2 separate regions of the Homo sapiens genome follow, and region 2 is linked to region 1. Evidence: read pairs that join two places in POLR2A ChIA-PET (ENCODE). Cell type or tissue: GM12878. All regions are shown on one strand. Links, peaks and the distances in the headings refer to the core of each region. The heading gives the core; the rest is flanking DNA.

Evidence for each region. ChIA-PET counts read pairs that join two places held together with the same protein. Peaks named below come from ENCODE experiments on the same cell type or tissue, not always from the same donor. Only the 100,000 strongest peaks of a DNase experiment are listed, where the experiment ranks them.
Region 2: POLR2A ChIA-PET joins it to region 1 with 8 read pairs; 1 of 35 experiments calls an interaction of 5 or more read pairs at or near these places.

What each region holds. Positions count from the first base shown.
Region 1 is chr14:22,317,856-22,323,048 of GRCh38, reverse strand. It overlaps TRA and TRAV41. Among named protein-coding and RNA genes, the nearest start is that of TRD-AS1, 160 kb to the left of the region's middle. In GM12878, for the core only: CTCF peaks have their summits at 2,513 and 3,095 (motif pointing left); a DNase peak (open chromatin) is centred at 3,058.
Region 2 is chr14:22,792,169-22,797,361 of GRCh38, reverse strand. All of the region lies in intron 2 of SLC7A7 (solute carrier family 7 member 7), which reads left to right. Among named protein-coding and RNA genes, the nearest start is that of SLC7A7, 21 kb to the left of the region's middle. RefSeq lists an enhancer at 779-848. In GM12878, for the core only: no CTCF peak of the experiment used is centred there; a DNase peak (open chromatin) is centred at 2,631; H3K4me3 peaks cover 758 bases; H3K27ac peaks cover 2,271 bases.

The DNA of each region.
Region 1 (5,193 bases), core at 1,615-4,114:
CATAAGAATAGTTTCTTGTTTTGTTTTGTTTTGTTTTCCCTCTCTGTTAGGGCCAGCATCTCCTGTATCTTCTCTCTGTCTCAGCCTGTAATTCCACTTGGACCCTCCAATCTCAGCACTCTTTCTTTCAGGAAAGTGACACAGGTGTGTCCAGTACTTCTTAAAAACAGGAAGCCAGGAACATGTATCACCGATAGAGAAGCTGTGGTCAGTAGTCCCTGGGACAGCTGCATAGGCCAGTATCTAGGGCTTTTGAAGGGGATGAGGCACTACTGAGAGCAGACGGGCAGGGTTGTGTCTTCTGGCTCCGTGTCCTCTCTATTCACAGGGAGAAAAGGCATGTCTTAGCTTACATTCCCTTAAAAGCTGAGACTGAGATAAAGGTTTGCATGCAGGGCATTTTTGGGAACTGATCTCATGGAGCAGGAGTGAGGGATCAAGAGAGCAAATTTGGGTAGTGGAGAGAGCCAATGCAATGGTGCATAATGGAGCTGGCCACCATGTGCATGACTGGTGCCTGATCCTGGCATGACCTTCTGAAGAGTCTTTTGGAATATGCCGCAGACTTTTCCTCCTGCAGGGCATGGGGGAGGGCAGGAACCATTTATTCATTTGTTTCTCTCATTGTTCAAAAGTGAGCCCAAGAGTGTTTCTTTCTCCTTTCTCTTTCTCCTTCTTCTTCCTCTCCCTTTTTTCTCTCTAGTATTTGTCTTTGGGAAATGAAGATATGAGATCCAAAATGCAAGAATGCCAACTTGGGAGAGTGGTACTAAAATGTCTAGAATCACATTTATGCTTATAGAGCAATCAGTTCACACAGAGAAACAATGGAGGTCAAAGGAAAGGGAATCTTGAGGGGAAAAAAAAGAAATTAAGGTGCTTGAAGCATTTGAGAGAAATTATTAATAAATATTTTTAAGACTGTGTTGAAGAACTTAGAAAAAATAGCACATTGACATAGAATAAATGAAAAAAATGTAATTATTAACTAAGAAAATACGTTGTACCAGAAAGGATATATACTCATAGTTGTCATTTTGGTTGGACAGTGGCAATATTCATGTGGTCATAATCATATATGCACTGACTGTCTATTTAACCCCAGCTTATGATATATATATAACTATGTTGAGAAAGTGAGAGTATTTGCATGCTGCCATAGAAGGAAGTCAATAGATAATGCTTAATAATGATAAATCAAGAGTATATACATATTAATTAGAAATTGCTAGAATGGATTTGAATTGGAAGGTGGGGGTAGAGCATGGTATTTCTGTTTTCTTGATGGGCTAAGGAAGGAACAGACCTTTATAATACTATTGGCTTTTTAGATATGTGCAGGTAGTATTTTGATTTAAAAAGCCTTTGATTTTAAAAAAGAATGTAGCTGTAATTTAATATATGTGATTGATGTTGTTGAGTAATAAGAACAATTATAATCATAAAACTTGTTTTGATATAAGAATTCCACTGGGATTGGGAATAGTAATGTAAAGAATCCTTGGGGGATATACAGAACCGTTGATTTAGATACACTGGGTTTGATATTTTGCTTCATGAATTTCCACAAATGCAAGTTTCCATTAGAGATCTCCACATGAAAACTTAGAACCTGTCCTTTTTTCCAAAGAAGCAGCTGAGCTTCCTCAGAAACATCTCTTACCAGTCTTTCATTTCCACACCACAAACCAAACCATAGAGTCATCCTTCTATTACGTTTTCTACAGCTACTCCCTGTTTTTCTTAACACTATTAAAAAGGCCAAGTGCTGGACATCATTAGGAAAGAATCTAAAAACTAAAATTATTATAAGGTGCTTATTATTTATATTCCACATACTTCTCCAATGATCTGTGGTATTAATCCATAGTGAATATTAGCAAACTCATGGTACATCTAAAACTAATACTAATAATTGATACCCCTTATGTAACACTACGTGCCAGGAAATGTGTCAAGCCCTTTGTGTATATTACCTCATGTAATCCCCACAATTGGGGTTACGTACCATGGCTAACACTGTTTCCTTTTTATAGCTGAGGGAAAACTGAAGCACAGAGAAGTTAAGTAACTTTGTCAAGATCATCCAGTTAATAAGTAGCAGAATCGGGATTTTTATACCCTGTATATTTTACTTTCAAGATAAAAATCACATACTGTCTGGTTAACATAATTGGTGATGATGTTGTAGAGAAGAGAGATGGTCTAGAAGGGGAGAATATTATATTTTAAAAACTTAAACATTTTACATCATCTGACCAAGGATAGAGACAGACAAGTCTGAAAGACAGGAGTAAGAAATGATGCCTCAACTTTAGAGTTTAGGTACGGGCTCCAGGTGCCTGGGGAGCACTGTGTCTGACAGCACAGATGTAGACGGCAGAGTCTCTGGGATGGGAGGCTGTGATGTGCAGGGAGCTGTGCTTTTCCTGTATGTTTATTGTGGCAATTAATCTTCCATGCTTCTTCTTCCCTGAGCTCAGCATAAACAAGGAAACAATGCCTCCTCCTGGATGCTGTTGCAGCCAGTGTAAGGCACTTATTCCTACCGAGTAACTGCAGTTGATTGTGATAAATTCTCCTTCCTGGGCAGTCAGGTTCTGAGGACTCTGCTCCACTTCATTTTTGGCGGCACTTACACCTGTTCTCAAAGACATCATCAGATACAGAATATTACAATTATTGCAATATTTATACACATTTCTTTACACATTTTCAGGAGGGCCTCCAGATTAGCCACTTGGAGTCCCTTCTCTCCCCTCCCCAGAATTTTGAAAAATATCTCATGTCCTGAAACTCCCCAACTTACAGCTTAGCTGAAGCCACAAAATAGCCAACAAAAATTGCCGGATCTTCACCATTATTACTGCAGCAGAAGCTCACACAGGTCTCTGTTGGAGGATTTCGGAATATATCTTGGACAAAGGAGTCCTTTATTTTTAAAACGTCTCTACATTTACTTTAGAAATCAAAGGGGATTTTCAGCCCATCAGAAGCAGCAGAAATGCACACTTAAGAACATTTACAGTTTTACTTGCAAAGTGAACCATCTGTGATCTTTTCAGTATAACACCCACATTGCCACCTAGTGGCATGAGGCGTAGACATTTATTATGCAGGTCAAATACTTGAGCCCAGGAGTTTGAGGATACAGTGAGATATGATCATGTTACTCCACTCTAGCCTGGGCAACAGAGCAAGACCCTGTCTCTAAAACAAACAAACAGCCCCTCTCACCCACAATACAGATAGAGAACCAAACTTAGCATCCTCCTACTAGGAGTCCTAGAAGAAAGGTGAGGGTAGTGTGGGAGAACAGAAGCTTGTTGATTGTTAGACTTCAGCCAGCTATGATAGATCAAGTAGAGTAGCTGCATTTCACATTATATCTTTTGAAAACTCAAGGCCAGATCTGTTCTTTTTTGTAAAGGTGTCCTTATAAATATCTCTGGTTTCTTTATGTGACATCCTTGTTTCTTTCTGCACATGGTATTATTTCAGACTACTTTATTAGTTTTATCTTTCTTATTTTTAGACTTGCTACAGTTTGTTCACGTCTCTTCAAATGTGATTCAAATATTGTTGCCCTGTCAGAGTATTACTGTACTCATCTGGTTTCCACTTGTTTTATTGTTATCTATGATAGTTTCAGTTGTTTTATCACATTGGTGAATTATTTTGAGCATGTAGTCCTTTTCCACTTTTGGGATTCCTTTCTAAAGAGATGACATAGAGGTCATGCTTGTACCAAATAACCTCCTTTTTCTGGCAATAGCTTATTGGATCTGGGAAGATACTACGCTCATTAATTTGAACTAGAGGTACAGAAACCGCAGTTAGACAGTGTAACTAGAGCTTTAAAGCCCTGTGCTATTCAAACCAGACTCATCTCTTAGCAAACAGAGCTGGGTATGTTCAAACTGAAGTTATTGTGGAGTAGAATATGACAGGCTTACAGTGGAATCTGGTTTCCCAGGAGGAGAACAGATCATACATCCAGAGAAAAGTAGATTCGGAAAGCATAGCCAATTGGTGATTTTCTTCTTTCTGTGAGTCCTAGCTGTATTTTGCACAAATTGATTTTATGAGAATTTCTAATATCCTTTCAGAAAATCTTTTCCTTAATTACTATGAGCGCGTTACACAACAAATACTAAAAATTCAGGATCCCTTCTTCCAGACATTACAACTCATTTTTATAAAACTACTGTATAAATATATAGTTATCTCCATTAAATTCTATTTTGACAGTTTCAGTCTATCTTTCCAGTTTGTTCAGATGATTTTCAATCTTTAATTTATGCTGTAAATAAACATATTAGCTGGAGATCATTAGGACATGATCATCATATACCGATCTCAAAATTTGCTATTTGTACATTTAATGGGCATACCTTGTGTGAATTTACATAAGATCAATGTGAACAGGTCAAAGTGAAGGATAAAATCATGAGGTGTAACAATAGGGACATTTTTCTAAATTGTATATTTATACATGGCCGTTCTTTCAGCTGAGAATTCACCAAGTCTAGCATTACGCAGAATGACAAAGTGAATAGAGGATACAGTCTAGATCCAAATGAACTTAGGTTTGAGCCTTAGTCTTACTACTTACTAGATTCTACTGGATTTTTCTATTCAATACTCCAATCCTCAGTCTCCTTATTCATAAAATGGGTGTAACAATACCAAAATTATAGTTTTGTGGTGGGGATTACAGATAACATTGGGAGGTAACAAAGTATAGAATTTAAGAATGCAGGCTTTGGGCTTGTCAAACTGTATTTGTATGCCAGGTCTTCCCTTACTAACTCTGTGTTCTTGGGCAAGTTAGTTAATTCTTCTGTATTAAAGATAGTTTCCTTATCTATAATAAGGATTGCACCTACTTCATGAGGTTGTAGTGAAGATTAAGTGAATTAATGTATGCAAAGCATTTAGAACAACACTTCATGCACATTAAGCCCTTGATAAATAAATGTTAGTTCTTATTACATATGTAGTACAACAGGGCCTGTGATAAACACAACACTCAACAAATGATAATATATATATATTTTTCCCATTGATATAGTGAAAAACAAATTATTAAATATCTTGCAAATATTTGACACGTTTGAAGTCCACGGAAGTCCTTTGAATTTAGGACTTGTTTTAAAAATGTCTTTAGTGAGCTCATTCTGGCTTGGTACT
Region 2 (5,193 bases), core at 1,149-3,648, 470 kb before region 1:
GGGTAGTAGAAATGGTTGCTTTTCCCAAACAGAGAGGTGTGCAGATGGCACCTCCTGAAGCTGCTTATTCTGACTTCTTGGAGAAATTCGTGGACTGCCCCAGTGCTCTGAAGTTCTAGGCATCTCCATTACCACAGGGGGAGATAATCCCACTCCCCGTCTCACATTCTTGCATACAGTTAGGGAGGTATGTGGTGTGGTGGAATGGATGTAGGCTTTGGAGCTAGTCACTGCCTGACCTCAGTTTTCTCAAGTGTAAAATAAAGATAATAAAACTTACTCTCTGTCAGATTAAATTAGAAGATAGGTGTAAGTACATAGTGACCTGGCACACAGTTGTCAGTTAAAAATAGTATCTATTACTGCAAGTTATATTCATATCATATGCATCTTATTGATTTCTAAAAGCTTTACCTTCCGCATGCTGTCTTTGGATGACTTAAAAGCAGTTTACATTTTACTTCACAATAGCTCAGGGATCAGAAAGGAGGGCTGAGCCTTTTCTTTCTGTTTTGCAAGAGAGGTGGAACTTTCCTCTCAGCAAGAGGATAGGTGTCCAGAAGTCCAGCTCCACCCGACTGTCCTTTCCTCAGAGCCAAGGTGTTTTGGCCCACTGTTCACAGGTGGACATGACTGTTCTTGCCTTACCTACACTTGCCCACACTGAGACCTAGTTGTTTTGCCATTCAGGACACTACCAGGACATTTTTACCATCTATGCCTTCAGTATGTCCCCTGTACCAGTGAGTCAGCAGTACCTGGCAGTTCAGGGCTCTTTGTTTACAGAGTACTGTTCTTCAGGGATCAGGCAAAGATTCTTCGTGTCATACACATGTGGCCACAGTGAATTGCATGTAGTGGGTTCTTCAATAAATGTTGGCTGGATGAATGAACAGAAGATATGATTCCAGGTTCAACTTGGCTGAGAAGGGTATTTCGTGCTTTTGCCTTTCAGGGTGCTGGTGGGGGCTGAGGGTTGCTGTGGGAAGGGGGCAGACAGCTTACCCTGAGTCTGCCAGAGCCGCTGTGGGCTGTGAAGGACTTTGGATCTCTGTGTGTCTGAGAGCTTTGGCCAGGTGTCCTCGTGCAGCTTCTCCTGGTACCAGAATGACTGATCTCATGTACTTGTGGCTAATGAGGTGGAACAGTCAGATGCTGGGCCCCCCAACGGACTTTTGCCCTTTGAACCTTCTACTTGGAAGCTAGTTGCCTTTTTCAGAGGGCTTTTCCCAAGAGCCATCTGAGGGTGGAGGTGAAGAAACTTACCTTTTCTGGCCCATATTCACCTCAAGAAATAGGCTTTCATCAGAGCCTTGGGTTCTAGTGTGGGTTTGTTGTGAACTTTGGAACAAACTCTTGACCAGCAGTGAAGGGGTAGACCTTTATGCTGCTTTGATCATCAAGTCCCTTTGGGGGCTCATCCTTGCTCTCTTCCTTTCTATGTTCTATGTTTCTATGTTCCTTTCTTTTTCTCTCTGCCTCAGAAGAAGCTGGGCAGGTAGCCTAGAGGAGGTTGCGGAAGATGCTGGGCAGCAGTGGGTCCTAACTCTGGCTGTGGATTGGAATCATCTGGAGAATTAAGAAAACAAGGCCGGGCACGGTGGCTCACGCCTGTAATCCCAGCACTTTGGGAGGCCGAGGCGGGCAGATCACAAGGTCAGGAGATTGAGACCATCCTGGCTAACATGGTGAAACCCGTCTCTACTAAAAATACAAAAAATTAGCTGGGTGTGGTGGCAGGCGCCTGTGGTCCCAGCTACTCGGGAGGCTGAGGCAGGAGAATGGTGTGAACCCGGGAGGCGGAGCTTGCAGTGAGCCGAGATTGCACCACTGCACTCCAGCCTGGGCGACAGAGTGAGACTCTGTCTCAATTAAAAAAGAAAAGAAAAGAAAAGAAAAGAAAAGAAAAGAATAGAAAAGAAAGAAAGAAAGAAAGAAAGAAAGAAAGAAAGAAAGAAAGAAAGAAAGAAAGAAAGCAAGCAAGCAATACTCAGATTGGGCACGGTGGCTCACACCTGTAATCCTAGCATTTTGGGAGACTGAGGTAGGAGGATGGCTTAAGCTCAGGAGACCAGTCTGGAGAACTTGGTCTCTACAAAAAAAAAAAAAAAAAATTAATTGGGCATGGTGGTGCATGCCTGTAGTCCCAGCTACTCAGGTGGCTGAGGTGGGAGGATTGTTTAAGCCCATTTGGTCCAAGCTGCAGTGAGCCAAGATTGTGCCACTGCATTCCAGCATGGGCAACAGAGTGAGACGCTGTCTCAAAAAAAAAAAAAAAAAAAAAAGAAAGAAAGAAAACAATACTCATCACTCCCACTCCCTGACTACATAAATCTGAACCACTGGGGAGAAGAATGAGATGAGAATTGGCTTGGAGAACGAGAATTAAGGAAGCAGAAAAATTGCTTTTGAGGAGAATTGATGAGGGTCTTGTGTCACTAGAGGTGGGAAAAGCCGTTCTCAATTGTCACCATGCTTCAGAGTCACCTGGGGAGTTTTAAAAACATGCCGATGCCTGGGTTCCACCCCAGAATTTCTGACTTCATTGGTCTGGGTGGGGCCTGAGCACTGGACTGTTAAAGCTCGTCAAGTGATGCTAGTTTGCAGCCAGGATAGAGGAGCCTTGAGTTAGCAAAGGGTTGCGACTGTTCTGATACAGCTGCTCTGTGTGTGGTTATTTCCGTAGGTGATTACCTAAGGAAACACACCCAGAGAAGCAGATCCTCAGATTAGCCTGCGAAACTGTCTCAGGTCTCCTGCATCAGAACCTCTGGGGTGTGGGGCCCTGAAGTTGTGGGTCGACAAATTCCTCAGGTGGTACTGATGCTCACTCAGGCTTGAGATCTGGTACCTGAGGACTTGAACTGACCCCTAGCTAAGCAAACCAATAAGGATTGGATTTACACGGCTTGGAGAAGGGACTCACGGGGTTGTTACTATAAGACCCTCCTGGTACAAACTGCCTGCTTGCTCCCTCAGAGTGGTCAGAGCCACAGGGACCAAAGTGCTGACTGAGTTCCAGGAAGGAGAGCGGGAGGACTCTGATCCAGTGACCCACAGGGATTGCATTTGGTGTGTCTTCTTGCCAGAGGTGTAACTGCCCAAGGGGTTCACCTTGCCCACTGCCTAGACAGAGCCAATTCTTCAAGACAGGGATATTGCAATAATGAGTAATTCACACAGAGCCGGCTGTGCGGGAGACCGGAGTTTTATTATTACTCAAATCAGTCTCCCCGAACATTCTGGGAGCAGAGTTTTTAAGGATAACTTGGTGGGTCAGGGGAAGCCAGTGAGCCAGGAGTGCTGATTAGTTAGAGATGAAATCACAGGGAATCAGAGCTGTCTTCTTGCTCTCAGTCAGTTCCTGGGTGGGGGCCACAAGATCAGCTAAGCCAGTTTATTGATCTGGGTGGGGGCCAGCTGATCCACCAAGAGCAGGGTCTACAAAATACCTCAAGCACTGATCTTAGGAGCAGTTTAGGGAAGGTCAGAATCTTGTAGCTTCCAGCTGCGTGACTCCTAAACCATAATTTCTTTTTTTTTTTCGAGATGGAGTCTTGCTCTGTCACCCAGGCTGGAGTGCAGTGGTGTGATATTGGCTCACTGCCACCTCCACCTCCCGAGTTGAAGTAATTCTCCTGCCTCAGCCTCCCTAGTAGCTGGGGTTACAGGTGCACGCCACCACACCCAGCTAATTTTATTTTTTATTTTTAGTAGAGACAGGTTTTCACCATGTTGCCCAGGCTGGTCTTGAACTCCTGACCTCAGGTGATCCGCCCTCCTATGGCTCCCAAAGTGCTGGGATTACAGGCATGAGCCACCGTGCCCAGCCCTAAACCATAATTTCTAATCTTGTGGCTAATGTTAGTCCTACAAAGGCAATCTAGTCCCCAGGCAAGAAGGAGGTCTGCTTTGGGAAAGGGCTGTTATCCTCTTTGTCTAAATTATAAACTAAGTTTCTCCCAAAGTTAGTTCAGCCTATGCCTGGGAATGAATAAAGGCAGCTTGGAGGTTAGAAGCAAGATGGAGTCAGTTAAGTTAGATCTCTTTCACTGTCTCAGTCAAAATTTTGCAATTACAGAGGCTCTCACCCATGACACCTGAGTAAGCGAATTGGTTGTTTCTTTAAAATTTTTATTTTAATTGGCTGGGCGTGGTGGTTTACGCCTGTAATCCCAGCACTTTGGGAAGCCGAGGCGGGCGGATTACGAGGTCAGGAGATCGAGACCATCCTGGCTAACACGGTGAAACCCTGTCTCTACTAAAGAATACAAAAAATTAGCTGGGCTTGGTGGCGGGCGCCTGTAGTCTCAGCTACTTGGGAGGCTGAGGCAGGAGAACGGCATGAACCCGGGAGGCGGAGGTTGCAGTGAGCCAAGATCGCACCACTGCACTCCAGCCTGGGCGACAGAGCGAGACTCTGTCTTTAAAAAAAAAAAAAAGATATTTTTCTTTTCTTTTCCTTTCTCTCTCTCTCTCTCTCTCTCTCTCTCTTTCTTTCTTTGAGACGGGGCCTCACACTATCATCCAGGCTGGAGTGCAGTGGTGCAATCTCGGCTCACTGCAACCTCCGCCTCCTGGGTTCAAAATGATTCTCCTCTCTCAGACTCCCAGGTAGCTAGGATTACAGGCGTGCGCCACCACGGCTGGCTAATTTTTGTATTTTTAGTAGAGACGGGGTTTTGCCATGTTGGTCAGGCTGGTCATGAACGCTTGACCTCAGGTGATCCGCCCACTTCGGCTTCCCAAAATGCTGGGATTACAGGTGTGAGCCACCACCACGCCTGGTCAAAAATGTTATTTTATTTTCTGAGACGAAGTCTTGCTTTGTTGCCCAGGCTGGTGTGCAGTAGCATGGTTATGGGCTCAATCCTGCACTCAAGTGACCTTCCCACCTCAGCCTTCCAAGTAGCTAGGACCATCAGTGTGCACCACCAAGTCCAGCTAATTTGTAATTTTTTTGTAGAGAAAGGGTCTTGCTATGCTGCCCAGGCTGGTCTCCAACTCCTGGCCTCAAGTGATCCTCACGTCTTGGCCTTCCAAAGTGCTGGGATTATAGGCATGAGCCACTGCACCTGGAGTAAAAGGTTTCTGTAGTCTGAAAGGTAAAATAATTTGAAGGCCATCTGCTATCTGAGAGAAATAACAGCACCTAGGGAGAGTGGAAGAAATAATGTATCAAAGAAGCCAGGG